Regions from separate parts of the Homo sapiens genome. Here region 1 is linked to region 2. A link is an interaction called in ENCODE POLR2A ChIA-PET data of the cell type or tissue named here. Cell type or tissue: A673. All regions are shown on one strand. Region 1 has its middle 38 kb from the start of WEE1. Region 2 overlaps LYVE1 (lymphatic vessel endothelial hyaluronan receptor 1).

Region 1 (2,500 bases), 1.0 Mb before region 2:
TCCTAAGCAAGTAGCTACAGATAAAAAGTTAAGTATCTCCACAGAGCTACTCTATGTTCACCTTAGCTGCTACAAAGATGAATATATAATTGACTATTCCCCTACCTGCTCCTTTTCTCTTGCAACATGTGGATTCAGTCATGTGACCATACCCTCCGTCTTTCCCCTCCAGCCTGCTTTTCCCACTTTTAAATATTGAAGCCCTCAAAACCATATTTGGAGAAAGGCACAGACCTGTCTCCCAAGTGCACGTCCTTAACGCTGGCAACATAAATTTCTAAATTAATTGTTACCTATCTCAGATACTTTTTGGTTTACACCTCTTGAAATATTGAAGTTCCCCAAATCCTCTTTGGAAAAACACGGGTCACAGATCGTATTGTGACTTGGGTTTCTTTTTCCCAGGCACGTCCTCAGCCTTGGCAAAATAAACTTTGAATCAGTTGAGATCTGCCATGGTCATGTTTTGGTTTACAAGATGAAAGAAAATGAGATTCCAGCTCTAATGTCAATTCCAGATTTCTTCCCACTTTGCCTCACTGCTGCAGGGGTTCCCTGGCACGCACAGGTCACAGCACACAGAAGCCCCCCACAAGCCTAATCACTAATCTGCCCCAAAGCCCCCCAGCCTAGGAAAGGGATGTGGAAAACAGCTCTAATCTGGGTGCAGACTCAGTGCCAGTGCCCTTCACACAAATTCTGCAAATTCTAAAGAAAACCCAAAGTGGTAAAAAAAAAAAAAAAAAAAATCTCTGCTGCCCCAAGGGGTTTGGCTTATCTTTTTAAATAGGAAATCTTTACTCCAAGCCAGTGACAGGGCTTTTGTGCTGATGAGGGCCCTAGGAGCACAGTAGGTCCCGCTTGAGGGCAGCTCCCACACTCACCTGATGTTTTATTCAGCTAAAACTCATTAGGCATGTTTCCCCACTGCCTTAGGGCTTTTCTAATATCCTGAAATTGCTTCATGTTCTTTTAACCGAAAAAGCAGGGGCAACAGAAAAATGGGAGCGCTTCTTTTTTTTTTTACAAAGGTGGGCTTCACTGTTGGAAAGCTGGTGGAACCTTTGGGTATTTCAAAGCCAAAAAGAAAAGCAGCTGGTTAATGAATTAAAGGCAGGATGGTGGGCCTTGGGGTCCACCACCAGCAGGAGGCGCTGTGGAGGTCCAGGGAGCAATCCATCTGCTTGCTTCACCATTTCCTTCTGGGACAAATGAGCCAGCTGTGCCTTGATGGGGGCAGTCAAAACAAGGCAAGTGATGAGAAGAACCCTGACAGCCTCAGGCCATTGGGACATCACTAAAGAGGAAATGCCCTCACCAGACTAGTTTTGTCTCCTTGCACAATCTGGCAGCCTCTTTTGGTTTTATAGCCAGTGTTGACCAAGATGATACTTCCAGGAGTAGCTCAGATTTGGCTTCCTGAGACGCCAGTTGCAATCCTGTGACAAGAAGGTGCTGAGAACTAATCATTCTCACACAGGCACTTCCAGGGCAAATCTCTGCCAGGCCTAAGGAGTCTCCGGCCCCAGCCACTCATTCCTAGCAACATTCCACACTCTTTGTTTTGTTTTTGAGATGGAGTCTCGCTGTGTTGCCCAGGCTGGAAGTGCAGTGGCACGATCTCGGCTCACTGTAACCTCTGCCTCCCAGGTTCCAGCAATTCTCCTGCCTCAGCCTCCTGAGTAGCTGGGAATACAGGCATGTGCCACCACGCCCAGCTAATTTTTGTATTATTCGTAGAGATGGGGCTTCACCGTGTTGGCCAGGCTGGTCTTGAACTCCTGACCTCAGGTGATCCACCTGCCTCAGCCTCCCAAAGTGCTGGGATTACAGGCATGAGCCACCAGTCCCGGTCTTTTTTTTTTTTTCTGTTTGTTTTTGAGATGGAGTTTCGCTCCTGTTGCCCAGGCTGGAGTACAGTGGCACGATCTCGGCTCACTGCAACCTCCGCCTCCTGGGTTCAAGCGATTCTCCTGCCTCAGCCTCCTGAGTAGCTAGGACTATAGGCGCCTGCCACCATGACCCCCTAATTTTTTGTATTTTTAGTAGAGACAGGGTTTCACCATGTTGGCTAGGCTGTCTCGAACTCCTGACCTCAGGTGATCCACCTGCCTCGGCCTCCCAAAGTGCTGGGATTACAGGCATGAGCCACTGCACCCGGCCCATTCCACACTCTTAAACCCAGTCTTAAGGTGAGGCCAGGCTGCTGCCGTATTTGCCGTTCTGCATGCCTTCTACAGTCTTAGGAGAAGGTCTACATGGTCACCTTCCTTCATCCCCACAGGGAAAGTCACTTGCTCATCCACAGGCAGAGCCCTGTCCAGGGCTCCAGTGTCAACCATGACTGGAGACAATAGGCTGTCAATAGATTCTATCCCAAGTTCTTGGACAAGAAATTTTGGAATAAATGCCAAACTTATAGGATAAATGCCAAATTCTTGTCCAAGAACTTGGGATAGAAGCCCCATTGCTGCCCTGCCCTTGGACCCAAGTCTAATAA
Region 2 (2,500 bases):
GGCTGACCACATAACTCTTCCAACAAAAACAAAGAACCAAAAATCAAATAAAGCATATAAATTTTCCCCAGATGTCAATTTTTTTTAATTTCTTGATTTTCAAAGGACAGTCATTGACTGATGGCTGGACGACATGCATGTCCTGAAATAGAAAAGATTGGGCTGAAGGGAAAGAGATGAGATGAGGGAGAAATTTATATCAGAGGACTGCTATCTCCATTTTGATCAGCAAAATGCCAACAGTGACCCTGAAAAAGCACAGGATAGAAACATGACAAAGATTACAAGACTAGCAGTGCACCAACAACCCTACCTTTTGACATAGCAAAATCCAAGACCAGCTGCAGCACCAAAGAAGAGGAGAGCAAGCACTAGCAGAGCCGTGGGGACACCTGCAAGGAACAGAGACAAGGCCTGTTGGTCCTTCACTTAAACATTGTGTGTAATGCTCATTGCATGATCCAGGTGATTGAGACAGTAGACAGTACAGGAGAAAAACCTTCTCTGTAGCCCTTTATGATATTGGGCCCACACCAGCTTCTTTGCTTCATGCTTGTAGAATCATTGGCCTTGCTTCTCACACTCTCAATTCTATCAGTTGCAATATGACAGAGTTCATTTCTCCTCCATGGCCTTGAGACCTACTCTAGTCAACAAGCCTGCCTGAGAAAGAGATGACTAGAATAAAGTCATAGGCCTTTAGGGTATATATTTTAAAAAGAACTTATGCATAGGAACAGATAGTGATTTATTTTTAAAAGTCTTGAGTTTTCAACAGTGAAATTCTTTTATACTTACACTTTTTAGCTTAATCACTAAGGTTCTTTACAGCTCTCAGATTCTATGACTTCATGAAAGTTGAGTTTGTGTTAAGCTTTTATTAGTATTTGACAGGTCCTGAGCGCCTCATCTAAAGACAGGCAGGATTCTATGAATTATCTGTTATACATGAACATACATACACACGTAACATAGACACAGAAACCATTTACCTCCAAACCCAGCAGCTTCATTCTTGAATGCTGCTTTATTTTCAACAAATGGTTCAGTTTCTGTAGACATGGTGCTAGTTTCCATAAAAACTTCTGTGACACAAATCAATTTTTTTCTCCGTGGAATAGAAGTGGAAGCTGGAGCAGGAGGAGTAGTAGTAGGGGCAGGTATTGTAGAGTAAGGGGATGCCACCGAGTAGGTACTGTCACTGACAATAAATTCTGTTGTTTGTGTTGCAGTTTGAGTGTTGAATATGGGATCTTTGGTGGTGATAATTTCTGGAATGCACGAGTTAGTCCAAGTATCTGTTGGGATAGGGAAACATGGAATAAAAGTATTGCAACAGCCTCCTAACTGTTCTTCTTGCCTCTAGTCTTACTACCTCCAAACCCCTTATACCGCAGCTGGAATGGTCTTTAAAAAGCAAATCTAACCATATCACTTTCTTCCTTAGAAGCCTTCAGTGGCTATCTTTGTTGTATGGCCTACAAGGCCTTCTGTGATTTGGCCCCTGCTAACATGCCAGCCTCATCTGCTCTTTTTCTCTCATTGCCCCTGCCATACTGAAATTACTTGAAATTCCTTGATACACTTTATCTTACATCCAAGCCTTGCACCACGATGCTTTATTCACCTTTATGACTCTTTGCCTCTCTTTATTTAGCTTACTCTGACTCATCCCTCAGGTCTCAGATTGACCCTGTCTTTCTCAGGCAGACTTGTTGACTTGATTGGCATATGTTCTTGTACTTCCTTGTCACAGTTCTCATTACACTGTTCCCCACTGGACTGCAAGCTCTCTGGCAGCAGAAACCCCGTCTGTCTTGGTCAGCATGGTATGAGCACTGTGTGTGGTACATAGCACATGCTCAATAACTATTTGATGAATAGGGAAGGAAGGAAAAGGGAAAGGAAGGAAAGTATAGATTGGAAGACCAAATATACACATGTGGTGTCACTTCAGGACAAAGATATGCTAAGACCTGATATTTCTGGGCTCATTAAAAAAAGAAGTGAACAAAAAGGGACCAGGAGAGGGATAAGGGTTTGCTTTCCAATCTGTTGCATGTGCTAGAGAGGAAACACTTGTTAAAGCATCTTAATCTGAGTTGACCATGGCAGTAAGTGTTTAAATAGGTATCTCATTGAACAATATTACTAAACCCTTGTTTACACAGGAGGAAACTGAAGTTTAGAGAAATTGAATAACTCGCCCAAAGTCACAGAGCTAGTAAATGGCAGAGCCATGCAATATATTATAATATAAATTTGCATCTATTTTAAGTCCCTAATTATTTGTGGCAGTGGGTAGCATCAGCTGGGGTTGGGGGGTGGGCTAGCAGAGGGATAGCATTAGAAGAAATACCTAACGTAGGTGACGGGTTGATGGGTGCAGCAAACCACCATGGCACATGTATACCTATGTAACAAACCTGCACATTTTGCACGTGTATCCCAGAACTTAAAGTATAATAAAAATAAAATAATAAAATAAAATTATCTCTGG

What was found. Peaks named below come from ENCODE experiments on the same cell type or tissue, not always from the same donor. Only the 100,000 strongest peaks of a DNase experiment are listed, where the experiment ranks them.
Region 1: POLR2A ChIA-PET joins it to region 2 with 11 read pairs; 1 of 35 experiments calls an interaction of 5 or more read pairs at or near these places.

Annotation. Positions count from the first base shown.
Region 1 is chr11:9,534,135-9,536,634 of GRCh38, forward strand. No RefSeq gene overlaps it. Among named protein-coding and RNA genes, the nearest start is that of WEE1, 38 kb to the right of the region's middle. In A673, a CTCF peak has its summit at 1,143 (motif pointing right); a DNase peak (open chromatin) is centred at 1,157.
Region 2 is chr11:10,559,503-10,562,002 of GRCh38, forward strand. LYVE1 (lymphatic vessel endothelial hyaluronan receptor 1) reads right to left here. Exons shown (of 6, transcript NM_006691.4): 4 at 993-1,298; 5 at 314-392. The region is part of intron 1 of IRAG1-AS1 (IRAG1 antisense RNA 1); the gene reads left to right. Among named protein-coding and RNA genes, the nearest start is that of LYVE1, 7.9 kb to the right of the region's middle. In A673, no CTCF peak of the experiment used is centred here; no DNase peak of the experiment used is centred here; H3K27ac peaks cover 1,084 bases.